Linked DNA regions of Homo sapiens: region 1 is linked to region 2. Evidence: read pairs that join two places in POLR2A ChIA-PET (ENCODE). Cell type or tissue: B cell. All regions are shown on one strand. Each heading gives the region's core, and the rest is flanking DNA. Links, peaks and the distances in the headings are about the cores only. Region 1 has its middle 51 kb from the start of FAM76B. Region 2 overlaps SESN3 (sestrin 3).

Evidence for each region. Peaks named below come from ENCODE experiments on the same cell type or tissue, not always from the same donor. Only the 100,000 strongest peaks of a DNase experiment are listed, where the experiment ranks them.
Region 1: POLR2A ChIA-PET joins it to region 2 with 5 read pairs; 3 of 35 experiments call an interaction of 5 or more read pairs at or near these places.

What each region holds. Positions count from the first base shown.
Region 1 is chr11:95,734,203-95,743,391 of GRCh38, forward strand. No RefSeq gene overlaps it. Among named protein-coding and RNA genes, the nearest start is that of FAM76B, 51 kb to the right of the region's middle. In B cell, for the core only: no CTCF peak of the experiment used is centred there; no DNase peak of the experiment used is centred there.
Region 2 is chr11:95,210,707-95,219,895 of GRCh38, forward strand. All of the region lies in intron 1 of SESN3 (sestrin 3), which reads right to left. Among named protein-coding and RNA genes, the nearest start is that of SESN3, 16 kb to the right of the region's middle. In B cell, for the core only: no CTCF peak of the experiment used is centred there; no DNase peak of the experiment used is centred there; H3K27ac peaks cover 3,225 bases.

The DNA.
Region 1 (9,189 bases), core at 552-8,551, 520 kb after region 2:
GAAACCCTTAGCAACACCAGGGAACCACTCCTCTCCCTGGGCTGCCTAGATAAAGGGAGACAGCAAAGTTACTAGAGTCCAGGTGTCAGGGTTACTCAGCAGAAGCCAGTTTCAAGGCAGGCCTGTCAGACAGGAGCTAGTGCCATGGAAAATATACAACCTAGCCAGAGATAACACCAAAAATATATAATTAAAGAGAAATTCCCTGGTACCTTCATTTCTGTCACCGCTCAGTCTGCTGCAGGTCTTCCCACTGGCCACACACAGTCTGAAGCCCACTGACACATAAGCCTGGGAAACAGCCTACAGGTATCAGCCCTTCAAGCAGGGGAACAGCAAGGAATAGATCTGAGGCAGCAATCAGCACTGTGGCAAACTAGAATAAACACACAGAGCAGAATTTGAAAAACGTTCAAAAATTTCTATCAGAGTAGATGATTCTCTGTATGGTGCTATTTCAGAACATTTCAAAATACATGTATTAGCATAAGGAAAGGTTAATGGCTTATGCTCTATTAGGTTCAGAGAGAGAAAGAAAGAGAGAGAGAGAGAGAAAGGAAGGAAGGAAAGAAGGAGGGAAGGAAGGAAGGTAGAAAGGAAGGAAGGAAGGAAGGAAAAGAGAGAAAGAGAAAGAAAGAAAGAGGGAGGAAGGGAAGAAGGGAGGAAGGGAGGGAAGAAGGCAGGAAGGGAGGAAGGAAGGTAGGAGAGAAAGGAAAGAAAGAAAGAAAGAAAGAAAGAAAGAAAGAAAGAAAGAAAGAAAGAAAGAAGAAAGAAAAAAGAAAGAAGATTAATTTACTTAATGGTAAACATTATTAAAATAAATATTCAAGCAAAGCTTGAAAAAGGGAGTCTTGTTTAATTCCATCCCACCACAATCCTATTCTCTCACCCTCCTATGGCACAGAGATTAGTGGTAGTGAAGTGGAGAAAGGAGGTTAGAAGTTTCCATGTTATTTCTGGCTATTTCAGTTGCAGCATAGAAAAAAAAAAAAAACACTAACAGTAATAGTTCAGATCTTATCTTGATACTAATCTTGATGATTTGTGTATTTTTAAAGACATGAAACCTGTAAATATAATTGGGAGGTAAAGTTTCTTTTTCTTCTATTTGACATCATAAAGTTATTTTAACAAAAAGAAAATTTAGTCTAAAAAAAGATTGTGCTCCTAAATTCAAGTGTTCGTCTACTTCTTAAGTCTATAATTTACTAGGCACAATGTTGTGACAAGACTAACAATTAGATCATTGTTGCATAAGCGCTATGATAACTTCATGGGCAGTAGAGAGTGCCCAGGGTTTTGGTTCTAAGACATGAGTCTTAGTACCACCGGGAGTACTTTTCTGGCTGTGTATCTTTGGACAAACAACTTGACGACTCTGAGCCTCCAGTCATTTTAAATAAAACAGCTACAGTCATGGTACCACTCCACGAAGCCATTGGGATGATTTAACGAAGTACAATTTGGTGACCACTATGGCACAAACGCTTGGCTTCTGTTGTTTTCCTTTTTATTTTGGGGACCCAAGAATAAGCCTTCCTTTTAGCCAATGAAGAAACACCAAACACAAACATTATGTAGTCAGAAGCAACCCTAAAATAGCTACTATATAATTAACCCAGTCTTGAGAAGTGAAAACAATTACAGGATTAGAGAAGGAAAAACACACACAATTTTCTATGCCATCTCAAATGCAGCAGCTGAAAGAAGACCCATCAAACTCACTTATGGCACCCAGCTGCGTTACTGCATCTTTACAACCCTAAGGATTCCAGATGCGTGGGGTTCACCTGGATCTAGGGAGCCCTTAAACGAGCTAACCAATGATTTCCTACAAAACAGTGGACTAAATGATCAGAAGAAGAAATGAAAATCACCTGGACAGTTTCGCCTTAAAATAATTGCCAGAAGGGGTGGGGAAAGATAAGTTTTATAAGTAGTTTCTTGCCGCAGTTTTCTTATTCAAATGCCTCCTGGCAGGCAGTTTTTCCACCCAGTTCTGGTTTTAGTTGAGTTGCTATGTTTTCCTCTCTAATTCAGACCCTGAGAATGATCTATTGCAAATCCACCTACTCTTCCTCCCAGAGAATCCTTTTATTCATAAAACTACTTTTTCTTTTTTCCATGAAACTACCTCCATGTTAGCCCTTTGGAGGAATTTAGTGAGGAACTTATCTTCCAACAAATACTTGTTGAAGGCCTACAGCGTGCCATGCAGGCACCCTTCTAAGCACTCTGGGCACACCAAGGAACGGAGGAAGTCTCTGTCCTCATGGAGCTTATATTCTAGTGAGGGAGACAGACAATGAACAAGAAACATAAACAAGAAGTAGATGGTACAGTGTGCTAGAAAGTGATAAGTATTATGGCTGAAAACAACGAACCATGGAGCAGTTCCAGGAGTGCTGAGTCGGCGGCATTGGTGAGAGAAGTAAAAACTTCTCGGCAGCATTGGTGAGAGAAGTAAAAATTTCCTCGTGTCCTCCCAGCTGTCAGCATTCCAAAGAGTTAGATTTCTGTGAAGGCACACAGCCCTTTTCCTGAAACAAGGTTTCATACTGGCAAGTAATGACTTTGTTTCTTTCCCATTCAAACAAGTAATGAAATTTTACATAGCAATTTTTACTCTTTTAATTTCCAGATCTGATTGTGTGGAACTACATATTAGGATACCCTGGTTTCTATATCCATTATATTTCATTAAGGCTAATTTAGCTTCTCTATCTCCAAGTCCTCAATCTTTCCATCTTCCCTTCACAAATAGGATAATTACCAGCTCATGTCCTTTGACGTCAGAACAGTGCAACCACTCTCTGTGTTTTAGCAATTCAGTTGTAAGACTTTCATTTGATTCCCTGGACCTCATTTGAACTTCCGTGGGTACAATCCTATCTTAATAAAACACATACTGACTCTGGGAAAAATTGTAAAGCAAGTAAAAATGGGGAGGGAGCTGCTCCACAATTCATTTCTGAGGCTCTTAGCTCATTTATTACAGAAACTTATTTCTCTTTCCTTCCTGTTGATAGTGCTTAAGTAGTCCCCTGACCTGCACTGCATATCCCCCCTACTCAAAGCTTATACCATAGGTGACATTACCTTGAGGAATTTCTGTATAACCAAAAAACCAGTGTTTCATCATAATTAATTCACACACAGTTAATTAATACAAAAGAATTTTTTTTATTTTTAGCAGGGAAGTGAGTTTCTGGCTTCATCTTAGCCAGCTTTTTCTCTCCAGGGCTTAATACATGTTAGTGCACATATACATTTGATGGATGAATGAATGAAAGAGAAATATTAATATATGAAAATGTAATCCTGACAGAGGGAAGGAAACAATATCTGTTTTGTATTTAATTGGTTGAAAATAGTATTGGGACCATATTTCTCCCAGGACCTTCTGCTTCATCCCCCTCTTCATGCATCCTTTTCTTTCACAGTGCTCTGTTTGTCTTTTTGTCTGCCTGTCTCTGCCACTGGACTCTGGGATCCTTGAGATGTTAGATACGTTTAGCGGTTTTATCTCCTGTCACTAATATTTGGGTTGGGGGAACACTTATTTCCCCACTACTTGTTTCCAGCCAGATAGGAGCAGGAATTTCTATTCTCCTCCTCAAAAGAGAAAAGCATGAGTGGAGCTTGTGATGTCTCTCTAGGTGCTGCCTCACTCCTCTCCAAGTGGCTTACTTCATTGGAAAATGTGGGAGAAGAAACCATCATACTCAGCTCATCACATCTGCCTCTCCTTTTGGACCTGGCCTGCCTGCAGGGCACCCATATTCTCTGCAACTATCATGGGGTAAATGTATGGAGGGGGCTGGAGCGTGAAGGGGTTGTACTGCTCTTCTAGGGCCTAGAAGAGGTGGGTGGGTAGATGAGTCTGCCTAATCCAGTAGTAAAGTCTTAGGTGGCCCATTGAGGATGCCATTTTTGGAATGATGGCACTGAGGCCTGGAGTGCTTATATAACTTTGCCAAAGTCACAATGAGCAAGTGACTTTGCTTAGATTTGAACCTAAGCACTTTGGTTATAAACCCAAACTCTTGAACACAATGTCCTATTTCTGTTTTGTTTTTTGTTTGTCTTGTTTTAATTATTTCCACATTCTCTAATCAACCTTACCAAATAAGCTGTTTTACATCTCTGTCAGATTCCTGCATCTACTCTTGAATGCAACAGCTAGCACAGGGCCGGCCTGGCTCATAATATGCATTCAAAAATGGGTGACTTTAATGAAGTGATATTATCAGAGTCCTTGTGATGCTTGAATGAAAAAGTGAAGAATGAGCTAGATCACGGCAAGGTCACTCCGATGCTTGAAAAAATGTAGAGTCAGCTCTCATCCCAAAACTCCAGGAGTCATTAATTTCTTTGATACTTTAGAGAATAGAATCAGGCGAGGGTGAGTTGAAAATGTCTAACATTGACTCTTTGTTTCCTGTCTCCACTATACCATTCATGTGTGTAACCTGAGCTGGGGTACATCCCAGCAATACTTGATATCTTTATCCTAGGAATTTCTTCTGAAAGTGTAAACTATGGGTCTCCACTTGAGCAAGATCATCTTCGGAAAAAATAAAAATAGAAAAAGAAGAAATAGGGCATTGTGTTCAGGAGTACGGGTTCTATAACCAAAGTGCTTAGGTTCAAATCTCAGCAAAGTCACTTGCTCATTGTGGCCTTGGCAAAGCTATATAAGCACTCCAGGCCTCAGTGCCATCATTCCAAAAAAGTAAAGACATGTCTTAGAACAGTTATGCAGATGATATAAAGCAATCTATATAAAGTATTTAATGTAATAAATAATATATAGGTGCTTGATAAGTGCTGGTGCCCTTATATAAGATTGATAATTTTATTACCTTCTTTTAGAGAGTACCAACACATGTAAGGCTGCCCAGGATGCTGAAAAATCCTGCACTACAGAAATGCATTCAACCTTGTTCAGTGCAGAACCTCTCAGATGAATTTCACCAAAAGCTCTTTTTTAAGGGGTTTTAAAATTATTCTTAACATCAAGACGAACACTTTGGGCCACACTACCACAGGTCTGTGAATTTAGCTGAGGGCAACTCACACCCCTAGTGGCCATCAAGCCCTAAAGGAAGATGCAATTCAGAAATATACCCCCATTTGGCTGGTGGGTCACTTCTGAAGTCTGAGTCCAGCTTCCCTTCACCATCTGTCTTTTAATGTCCAGTACTAAGCACAGGCCTTAGTTAATTGAACATGCAAAGTGGAACCCACAGGCAATGATCTCAGTATATATTTTGACTCATCATCCAAAGAAATCAGAGATGAAAGCAACATCTAATGGCTGAGAATACATAAATAGCCATTTCCACTCACTTTCAATTACCCTGCAGAGGAATCTGGTCACAGATGAGCTCAGTAAATTCACAATATGTTATCCTCAATAGCTAAGCTGAGCAAAATCACCCAATTTGTTAGAACATTAATCCTCTAAAAGCCTGCCAACCCTAATCATTTTATGGCTTCACATTGCTTAATGGTAAAGATAAGAGGATCCCCAGGGATGCCCAGGTGTGACCTTCAGTGAGTCAAGTGCAGACAGTCTCCTGAGAATGTAGATGGATATTGTATGGCCTAAATATCCAGCCTATAGCTAGTGTGGTCAGTGTTCTAACTCTCCTCTGCACTATGTGCCTTTCACAGTCATCCTGGAGGAATTTCCAGTCCTTTGAAACTGGGGATTACAATGTATTTATTTCTGAATCCCCAATGATTGGCATAATATCAGATACCTGGAAGTCACACATTTAACAAATATTTGTTAAATGAAAAATCAAATAAGTGATAGTAGGCAGTTACCTTCAGCAAATACACTCACCATACATATGTACATACATAAAGGATGGGGTTCTTTTTTATATTTCTCAATCTGAACTGGGAGGTGAAGTCTCTCTTTGCTTGATTCTACCTGTGAGGGGAATCGTTCTGAAGTGCTGATACCTTAAGAGCACAACTGGCAGAATTGTGGAAAGCACCATAATCTACAGGTTTAAATCTTAGGTCTGTCTCTTAGTAGCTGTGTGACTTTGGGCAAGCTAGTTATTCTTTCTGTGTCTCAATGACCAAACTGTCAGATAGGAGTGATAATCAAGGTTGTCATGAGATAGGAATAAATTATATGCAGCTATGCATCACATAACAATGCTTCTGCCAACAACAGACTGCATATGCAATTATGGTCCCACAAGATTATAATGGAGCTGCCCTATACAGATATACCATTATTTTATCTCTTGCGCTGTATTTTTACTGTATTTTTTCTATGTTTAGGTATGTCTAGATACACAAATACTTACCATTATGTTACAATTGCCTACAGCATTCAGTTTAGCAGCATGCTGTACAGGTTTGTAGCCAAGCAGCAACAATAGGCTGGACCACCATATAGCCTAGATGTGCAGTAGGCTATTACTATCTAGGTTTGTGTAAGTACACTCTATGATATTCACATAATGATAAATGTGCCTAATAATCCATTTCTCAAAGGACATTTTCATCATTAAATGATGCATAACTATATATATAAAATATATATGTGTGTGCACACACACAAATATCTGTATGCAGCATGTGTCTTTATATATGACATATACTATATATATATATATATATATATATATATATATATGAAAGAAATGTGTAGTACACAATGAACACAATATAAGCCTGGGCTATTACTGTTGAAAGGTTGGGAGTAGAACACTAAGGAGTTTATGCACCCTTGCTCCCATGAAAATTGTTCTTTCTTTCTTTCTTTCTTTTTTTTTTTTTTTTTTTTTTGAGACAGAGCTTCGCCTTTGTTGCCCACGCTGGAGTGCAATGGCATGATCTCGGCTCACTGCAACCTCTGCCTCCCAGGTTCAAGCGATTCTCCTGCCTCAGCCTCCCAAGTAGCTGGGACTACAGGCATGCACCACCACACCCGGCTAACTTTTGTGTTTTTAGTAGAGATGGGGTTTCACCATGTTGCTCAGGCTGGTCTCGAACTCGCGACCTCAGGTGACCTGCCTGCCTCGGCCTCCCAAAGTACTGGGATTACAGGCATGAGCCACTGCACCCAGCCTAAATTGTTCTTTCTTAATGCTTTGTTCCCTTTTGGTATCTCTTAAAACTCACTTCTCACAATGTAAATGCAGCATGAGGAGCTAAAATCCTGACAAGGGATAGCATATATTTGTCTGGCCTTTCCCTCTACTCAGATTTCTCTGGGACCTATAGAAGTGTTGTCTGGTCAAGAATATTAGTTACCATATGACAGACTTTTGCACTTTTGCCTTCCCTTTTCTTCATCCTGGGGATATCTCATCACATCACCCACTGCTCAAAGGGCATGATAAATTCTAGCCAGGCAAAGCCCCCATCGCTGTACCAAAGGAGCTATATTCTCCTCCTAACCTAAATAGTGAATCAGTGTAACATAAACTTATATGACTAGTAAAATGGTTGCTGCTAGCTGACCAGCGGTCCTGTCAGGGAGTCATGCATTGTCGTGGTCTTTCAAATCAACTTAAGGTATGAATTATACACAATAAAGTGCACCTATTTCTTATATTTATATGTGAATGAGATTTGACAAATGTATAACCTCTATAACTACCACAGTCATCAATACATTTCCATCATCCCAAAAAGTTCCCTTGTCCCCTTGGTAGCAAATTATCGCCACCCTAGTCCCCAAGCAACCACTTATCTGTCACTTTAGTTGAGTTTTTGTCTTTGCTAAAATTTCGTACGTTTGCTTTTGTGTATTTTCTTTCATTCAGTTTATTTTTGAGTCATTTATGTGTTACATGTTTAAGTACTTTGCTCTTTTTTATTGCTAAGTAGTAATCCAGTGTGTGAATATACTATAATTTGTTTATTTATCAACCTAGTCATAGACATTTGAGTTGTTTGCTTTTTTTTTTTTTTTTTTGGCTGTTATGAATAAAGCTGCTATGAACATTCATGTAAAATTTTTTATGTGGACATATGCTCTCTTTCTCCTGTGTAGATTCCTAAACAGCATTGCTGGTCCTATGATAATTGTATTTTAACTTTATAAGAATATGCCAGACTGTTTTCCAAAGTGTTCTATCATTTTATATTCTCATAACTAATTTATGAGTTACAGTAGCTCCACATTTTGTAAATACTTCGTATTGTCAATCTCTTTAATTTTAGTAATTCTAGTGAATCCGTGATTGTATCTCATTGTGGTTTTTTTTTTTTTTTTTTTTTTGAGACGGAGTCTTGCTCTGTCGCCCAGGCTGGAGTGCAGTGGCGCGATCTTGGCTCACTGCAAGCTCCGCCTCCTGAATTCACGCCGTTCTCCCACCTCAGCCTCCCGAGTAGCTGGGACTACAGGCGCCCGCTACCATGCCCAGCTAATTTTTTTGTATTTTTAGTAGAGACGGGGTTTCACCGTGTTAGCCAGTATGTTCTCGATCTCCTGACCTCGTGATCCGCCCGCCTCGGCCTCCCAAAGTGCTGGGATTACAGGCGTGAGCCACCGCGCCAGGCCCTCATTGTGTTTTAATTTGCACTCCCTGATGATTAGTGATGTTCAGCATCTTTTCATGTGCTTATTGGCCATTTGCATATCTTCTTTCATGGTGAATCTGTTGAAATCTTTTGCCCATTTTCTACTTGGGATTTTTTTATCTTCTCATTGAATCCTAAGGTTCTTTTATGTTTATATACAAATCCTTTGTCAGATATACTTTGAAAATATTTTCTCCCAGTTTGTATTTGCCTTTCCATTCTCTTAATGGTCTTATGAGCAGAATATTTTAATTATGATAACGTTCTATTTTTCCATTTTTTCTTCATATTCCATGCTTTCTCTGTGCCTAAAACATCCATGCCAACGCAAAGTCACAAATATTTTCTGATATTTTTCTTCAAAAAATGTCATAAGTTTAGCATTATGTTTAGGCCTATAAGCCATGTCAAATTACTATGTAAAAAGAGTATGAAGTAAGGTGTGTGTGGTGTTCATTTTTTTTAATGGATAACCCAGTTGTTCTAGCATCATTTGTGGAAAATACTGCGTGAAAGGCAATTCTACACAAAAGCACACACACACCATCTTCTGTTCATTGATTTATTTGTCTATCCTTACATGAATATTACATTGTGTTTATTATTTTAGCTTTTATAAATTTTAAAAGA
Region 2 (9,189 bases), core at 447-8,446:
ACAGAAAGGAAGACTAAAGAAACTTATTATTCCAATATACTAGATTCAAGACTCTTTAATAAACAGTTTGTATTTTTAAAAAGTTAATTTGACAAAGTTCACAGGCAAGATAAAGGGAATGAGAAAAACCCAAACTTGGTAAATCTGCTTTTAATTAGGACATAGAGTTCAGTATAAATAATACTCTATAAACATTCTTCTTTATATCAAAGGTTTGGCCAGACTAAAAAAAAGGAAAAAACAAAAGCAGCTAGTTTACAATTACACTTGCATTATGTGAAAAATTCAGAGAAAAAGATACCCAGTTTTATCAAGAGAAATGATAAGATGCTCTGACACAATTATAGTGGAAAAGAATAATAAATATCCCAGATAATCATTAATTACTTCCTGGTGCATAGAAAAGTATTCCAGTTCATGCAATCATGTAAACAAGCCAATCATAGCTTCATGTAGAAACTTGGGGCATCTCACCCTCTTTATTCTAGAAAGCCTGTCTCTCACTGCCCCTCGTTGTTCATTCTGTTCCAGAATACAACTTCCAAGTGCACTGCATGGTGTGCAGTGTCCTCTTCCCCTGGACTGTGAGTATATGTGACTAATAAACCACTGTTGATCTCATCTGTCCAGTGTTAGGTATTATACGTTCAGCCACCCCCATGACCCAAGAGTGGCAGTCCCTCCCACAGCAGTGGGTGAATAGAAGGCTATTAAAATAGGCAGTGAGAATATTATATGAATAAATATCTGTAAAGCTCTTAAGAGTGTGACATCATCTATACAACTATAAAAGGCTCATGCCTATAATCCCAGCACTTTGGGAGGCCAAGGCGAGTGGGCCACGAGGTCAGGAGTTTGAGACCAGCCTGGCCAATATGGTGAAACCCCATCTCTACCAAAAAAAAATACAAAAATTGGCTGGGCATGGTGGCGCACGCCTGTAGTCCCAGCTACTCAGGAGGCTGAGGCAGGAGAATCACTTGAACCCGGGAGGCGGAGGTTGCAGTGAGTCGAGATCACACCACTGCACTCCAGCCTGGGTGACAGAGCAAAACTCCGTCTCAAAAAAAAAAAGTAACTGCTGTTATTAGAATTATGCAATACTGAGTTCCTTAGTATAACACAACTAGACAACATGTTTAGAAATTGTCTTACAAGCTAAAGAAAAGATTTACAGAATAGGCTGGGTTTAGAAAACTATCAATTGGCTCAAAGTAGGTCATTAATTCGATATTTTGTTCAACAAATGACCCATCCTATTAGAAATGGAAAATAAAATTGGAAAGTAAAGCCACTTAAGTAAAAAACACCCATTTATAAAATAACTGGTTATAGATACTCTATAATGTTATCTATAACACATTTTGCATTTTTGAGAATTCAAATATATATTTTTAAAAATCATTAAAAATAGTCCACTGAAACCACATACCTAAGCCTTAAACATAAGAACAAGTATTTAATATTTAACTACCCTTCTTTTCCATACAGTAATGTATTAAATTAACTGAAACATTATCCATGCTTTCACAAGTGAAGATACATAATAATCTATTAACCTCTACAAAAAGTCAAAAGGTATAGTTTTCCATTTTTAGCTATCTTTATAATTATTTAGAAAACATCTTTCTCTCTAACCACAGAGTAAGCTCTCTAAAACCTAGGACAGACTCCATACACCTTTTTTAAGTCTTCAAAAATCCTAGCATACATATTAATTAAATAATTCTAAAATTACATTATATTATAAAGTAGCCATCTTTTTCTATTTCAGTTCCTAATAGATAATATCTCTAGATTAACACACAGTGCTCAGATTATATATTTAAATTCCTGAAATTTATACAGTAAGTTTTATTATCTACCATATGGTATAAAAGTAGAGCAATACAATTGCAGCTATCTCTTGAATTCATAATTAAGGAAACAAACTAATATTCTGATGAAATATTAATAAGCACATCAGATTCCTAAAGAGAATGATTGATATGACAACATAAAAAAATATGCTATAGATAGGCACAGTACCTTCATTCATTTCCAGATTGTATTGATCTATGTCTACGCATCTGAGCCCTCATTAGCCTCCTACACACACATTATTATTCCCTTGGTGATTTACCCATAGCTACTTTGGATATCTATTAAACCTGTGAACATTTGTCTTTATCTCAATGCATCTTTAATTTGCCATCTCATTTGAATCTGCTCTCTGTACTATCCATCACTTAAATTATCTCTTCTTCTCTATTATTTCAAATCAGTAATAGCTTTTTAAACTTTTATAAAATATGTGTTTATTGCTAAAAACAAAGGACAATGAAGTAGATGGTAAAAATAATCTCCTGTAACCCCACCACCCAGAAATTAATACTGTTAATTTTGGATTCCTTATTTATCTTTTTTTAAATGAAAACAAAAATCTTCATAGTCCTAAAAAATAAAAAAAAACCTTGGTCTTTTCCAATCAATAACATATTGTGGATGTCTGTCCACTTCTATACATAGATCAGTTGCCCAGTATTCCACTGTATTTATGTCACATAATTTGTTTAACCAATTCCCTCATTAACAGTAACCTCAGAGTATTAAGCATTTACTGATGATATTTTAAAGATGAGAGCTGATTCAATTGAAAATGACCCCTATACTGAGATAAGATTTAGTCAAGGGGCAAACAACTTTACAAAGGAAAAAGACAAAGTAAGATTACCGATGACAATGTGGTCTTATTCTCTAGCTTCTAATATACAGCACTGTCATTGACCTTTACTGAAAGCTAGGTGAACAAGCAGCTAGAATCAAAGGGCTCTGCCTTTAAGTAAGTGTGGATGCAAAAGAGAACAAGGGAGGCAGGCTGCCAGTGGAGTCTTTTAAATAGGATAGGTGATCTGTAGACCCCAAATCGTAGGAGTTGGCTGAAAAAAAACTGGCATAATTTGTTAAGCTTTTATTTTTAATCGTTATTGCTTCCAGTGTTCCATGAGATAGCTCTGTTTAAATGTAATTATGAATGACCCATAATTTAGTCAGTATTTTTATTCTTTATGAGAGTAAAATTACAACCAGAGCTAGGCAACTCTTTTTTTCTCAGGCATGGACCCAATCCTATATCTAAGCTTCTCTAGTTCTCTATCAATCTGAAGATAATAATTATCATTCATTAATTCAGAGAAGGAATTCGGTAACATTTCAAAATACTCAAATAAAAAGTCCTATGTAAAAAAGAAAAAAGAAAAAAAGATAAAAGTTCTGCTACCTTAACCAGTCATGCAATAACTGACAGGAAATATTCTCATACCTTACTTTTGCCATACTGCTATTTTAGACCATGAAAATGCTTTTTAAATTTTCTTTTTTCATGAGATTCAAAGTCAAAAGCTGACTGTCCATTGCCATGGAGACAGTTCTATTTAAGGTACTATATTAGCCCTTTCCTCACAGAAGGATAGAAAAATGGTCACTAGAAAAGCATCACCTACCATGGTTTAGAATTAAGTAATTACATATGCTTCTGGGGCAGCCCATGCGTAAGGAACTTTGGAATTAAAGTGGGGTAATTTAATACAGCCTGTTATTCACATAAGTAACATCAATACAGGTTAAATTGTAGTATTAACTTAGAGGTAATATGAGGAAAACACCCATTACCTCAAAATTAGATACAACCAAAGAACAAAATAAAATGACTTATAGTTACTGTCCTAGATAGAACTGCAACTAACTGAAACAATCTTTGCTTTTCAAAGAGCAATCTTCTATTTACCTATGGTCCATATATAATACACATGGCTTGGGTTTCTTCTGTTTCAATTTGTAGGCCTCCTGTCTCCAAATGGAGACTTTCTGACACTCCATTTTTAATTGAAGAGTAAGCTACTATAGGTGAAAGAGAACATCCATAATTTATATATATATATGTATTTAATATTGTCCAAGAGATTCAAAAGAATTTTTAAAAAACAACATATCAATCCCAAATCTGTCATCAGGACAAATGTTATCATTTCTTCTTTGATTAAAAAAAGTTTTCTTTATGAAAGCTTAAAATATCAATCTTCCTTGAAATAAAAATAATCTAAGATGGAAAGACCTACCAGAGTCTACCAATGTTAGTGCCAAAACGCTTATTTTTATGTAAGCAAGCACGTCCAAGAGATATTTTCACTTGATTTGTCGTAAACAAGCTTTCAAAACCCAATTCCTTTTTCCCCAAGCTAAAGTTCAGAATGTAGCAACAATAAAATAAGACATATTTTTCTTACAGTGAGAGCATATTATATCTGAAGGTCTCAAATCTGCATTTTGTAAAATAGGCAAAAGGAATCTTCCTGATTCTAGCACTGGCGCTGCCAATATCATCTCAAACAACTGATAATGCATGTTGAAACTGAAGTGGATGTAAACAATTTTCATTTGTGGAAGCATTTGGTTAATACTACTAGACTGGTGGTACTAAATTCTTAGAGTATTAGAATCACCTGGAAGGCCTGTTACACTACAGATGGTTGGGTCCCATCCCCAGAATTTCAAAAGATTCAGCAGGTCTAGGGGTGGGGGGTGGGGTAATAATCTAACAAACTCCCAGTTGATACTGATGCTGCTGGTTCTAGAACCACACTGCAGAACCATCGTCCTAGACATGAAACAAACTGATTTGCCTACGGAATTGTTATTCTTTGCTGGTTAATACTTCAACCTTTCTCAAAATGAAACATTTTAAATAAAACGATAGCTACGGTCTGGGGGAGGGGAAGTAGGAACAGTCAATCATAGCAATTTGGGAAAGATATTAATTCAATGAAGACCGAGTTGATTCCTAAAAATTGTTATCTAGTTTGGTGTACTGCTGAATTACAATGACATTCAGGAAAGTAAATACCTGACATGTAGTAAACGGTCTGTGTCCCCTATGAATTCAACTGACCTTGACAAACAAATATCTATCATAAAATAATGAAGAGGAACTTAGTATTTGAATGTGAATTTTTCCTAGAAATAACTGTAAACCAATTATGTGTCACACATGCTCTAGAAAAGGTATGTATCAAGTTTCTGTGAATCCAATCTAGCTTTTCCACTGATTTATGTCTTCATTTTAGAAATCCTTGGCCGGGCGCGGTGGCTCACGCCTGTAGTCCCAGCACTTTGGGAGGCCGAGGCGGGCGGATCACGAGGTCAGGAGATCGAGACCATCCTGGCTAAAACGGTGAAACCCCGTCTCTACTAAAAATACAAAAAATTAGCCGGGCATGGTGGTGGGCGCCTGTAGTCCCAGCTACTTGGGAGGCTGAGGCAGGAGAATGGCGTGAACTCGGGAGGCGGAGCTTGCAGTGAGCCGAGATCCCGCCACTGCACTCCAGCCTGGGCAACAGAGAGAGACTCCATCTCAAAAAAAAAAAAGAAAAAAAAAAAAAAAGAAATCCTTTATCTTAAATTGATTGATATACAATAGACAGCACACTGCATTTTAGTTTCTAAGTGCTCTACACCTTCTGTCAAATAGTTGATGATCCATAAACAATAAAATGTGTTAAGATGACTATAAAGGTAGAACAAAAAGAAATGGCCTTTTATAGTAACAATGGACTCCTCTTTGACAGTCATGTAATGTATACCTATCACTGAAAAGGAAATGGACAGGTTAGGACTGCTAGAGGACATATTACTTCATTTTTGTGATATCATGGCACTTTTTATGAATGATAACACAGTAGTTTATTAAATGCAAAATTTACTAAATATACACTGTCACAATGAGTTCAAATTTTAGTAGCACTCTAAAATGAAAAATGAAATGCTTCAGCACATTGATGGCAACATTCTAGGTAATTTCTTATTCAGTGTTTTTAAAAATCCAATTGTTTCTATAAATAATCTATATCTAACTACAAATGGAGTTATATCATTGAGGTGCTTATTATCAATTCATTCCATTTTCCACTGTGACAAATATGTTTTCCACAACAGCTCTAATAAAAATCTAATAATTAGTAAAGGAAGTAAGATAAAATCACATAGATATTAGCAATAATTAGTAAAGGAGGCAAGATAAAAAAAAAAAACCACACAGATGTCTTGTAGTTTAAAAGTTTAACATCAATTAAGAGTAAAATACTGGCCAGGCATAGTGGCTCACACCTGTAATCCCAGCACTTTGGGAGGCTGAGGCAGGTGGATTATGAGGTCAGGAGTTCGAGACCAGCCTGACTAATATGGTGAAACCCTGTCTCTACTAAAAATACAAAAACTAGCTGGGTGTGGTGGTGCATGCCTGTACTCCCAGCTTCTCAGGAGGCTGAGGCAGGAGAATCGCTTGAACCCTGGAGGTGGGGGTTGCAGTGAGCCACGATCATGTCACTGCACTCCAGCCTGGACAACAGAGCAAGACTCTGTCTCAAAAAAAAAAAAAAAAGTAAAATATTTTCCACTACTATATGCTTATACATCATGTGAATTTGTTTTTTAAAACCACATGTGTTTAGACTAGTGATACTTCACAAGATAAAAGACAGATAAGAAAGGTCACCCATATCAATGTATGCTTTTTGTGCATTTAATTCTCCCATATGTAATCATAAAACTGCACAACTATAACAAGAGTTAGTCAGGGGACTCCCTGTCAAATATAATTTGAAGCATACATTATTAAACTACTTAACTGTCAGCCACTGTAGCTCATGCCAGTAATCCCAGCACTTTGGGAGGCCAAGGTGGGTGGATCACTTGAGGTCAGGAGTTCAAGACCAGCCTCGCCAACATGGTGAAATCCCCGTCTCTACTAAAAATACAAAAATTAGCCGGGCACGGTGGTGGGCACCTGTAATCCCAGCTACTTGGGAGGCTGAGGCAGGAGAATTGCTTGAACCCGGGAGGTGGAGGTTGCAGTGAGCTGAGATGGTGTTGCTGCACTCCAGCCTGGGCGACAAGAGCCAGACTCCGTTTAAAAAAAAAAAAAAAAAGCTTAATTGTCAATCCTCATTTCAAAGGAAGAATTCTGACTGAATAGGGCTTGAATCTTGCACACTGCACTAGTTATGTCATGGCTTGATCTGGGTATCATTAGATCCCAACCATGGAACGCATCATATACTGATGCTTTCACAAATGTGCAACCTAGATAATGGTGCCATATTACTTACATTGATTAAATGCTCAGTGTGCAATTTTAAAAGATTATCCCTATAAAAAGTATTCTGAATGACTTGATTTTCCATTTTTAAATTACTGACATCCACCACTTCTGCTCATCAGAGGAAGGGTTTGTTTCTGCTGAATAATCTTCCTCTCACAACACTCTCCAACACCAACACTCACATATTCCTGCATCAGGTACCACCTTTGTCCCCTCTGGAGTAAGTGTAGGTTCATTTATTACATGACACATTTCTTGAGCACCACTATGCTAATGTTGGTTGGGGAAGGTAGGTAGAGAATTAGGATTTTAAGACAATAAGACAATTAGTTCAAAGCTTTACAATTACTTACTATAGAAGAACTACTGTGCTTATGTGTATGGCCTGTAAGCCCAAAATATTATTACCCAGCCCTTTACAGAAAGTTTACCAAATCCTACTCTTGACTGTAGTGTCAACTGGGAGGCATAACCTTGAAGATCTCTAAGAGACCCAGGCATAAGTTGCAAGTCATCACGCTACGTAGGTAAAAACTCTGATGTTCTCATTCTAAGTCTGTTCAGTGCCTAACAGGTGAGAGCACTTAATGTTTCCAAAATACACAAACTAATTAAAGATATTCATATAGTATTCAGTGATTTATAAATGTTTATAGCCTTAACATTTCTTGCCTAAGAATCTGAAGGCCAGGAAAAGGTAATAGCATCTGACATAGAATTCTGATAAGCATAAAATAGCAATCTGTATAATTTTACAAAAAAAACTGTTTCTACATTCCCATCTACCTAAACATAGATTTACCCTCTTTTTTTTTTTTTTTTTTTTTGAGACAGCATCTCGCTCTGTCGCCCAGGCTGGAGTGCAATGGCGCGATCTCAGCTTACTGCAAGCTCCGCCTCCCGGGTTCACGGCATTCTCCTGACTCGGCCTCCAGCGTAGCTGGGACTACAGGCGCCCACCACCAAGCCCGCTAATTTTTTGCATTTTGTTTAGTGGAGATGGGGTTTTACCGTGTTAGCCAGGATGGTCTCGTTCTCCTGACCTCGTGATCCGCCCGCCTCGGCCTCCCAAAGTGCTGGGATTACAGGCGTGAGCCGCCGCACCCGGCCATATTTACCCTTATTTTTAAGAGCACCAAATACTAAATAGGTTTCTTGTATAATCAAAAGAATACTTACTAGTTTATGCACATTTTGAGTGTTCAATAATGCACTTTGCCTAAAGAATATTACAAACTAGAGCTTTAGTTATTTTTAATAGCTACACAATATAAAAATTAATCTCAGGAGGTTAATTATATAGGTCATACTCTATTAAAACAATAAAACTACAACACAAATAGGTATTCCACACCCCAACTGAGAATTCATTAATTTCAAGTAACGTACAAAACAGTTTTGATAAAATAATTTGAACATTACATGGAATTTAGTGCTAAGGTATCTTACTTTAGCTTAAATGCCTTTTATTTTTATTAGTTTTAAGTTTTTTTTTCTTTACTGGAGCACATTTGCTGGACTGACTTGTTTTACTTTACTAATTTACACCAAAAAATTAAGATATACATATTAAATGTCTAATTTTATATCAAAGAGGAACTTTCTGGGTAGGTAAAACATGATTTCTTTTTCATCTGTGTTACCTTAAAGACAAAAATAAATAATAACAAATATGCCACCCCACTTAAAATTCACCATGCTGAGCCCAAACCTTGGTCAATACAAAGTGAACAAGGATAAGCCAGTTTGATATTGGCCATCAGTTGTCCCAACACCCTGCTTATTATTACCCAACTTTATCTCTTTCTTCATTCAACTCCTACCTAAATATTGGATGGAACTTCATTAACACAGTTTTCCTATTAGACACAGCACAACCGACAAGCACATCCTTGGAGTAAACATATTGAAAAATATTTTTTTTTTTGCCAAAATCATTACCTTTTTAATGCTGAGTAAACAAGTTAGGAAAGACAGTCTCTAGTGAAGCGGTTACTTGAATTTCAGGATATATGTTCCTCTGGAAACGTTATACCCAGTGGTTAGGTTTCTAG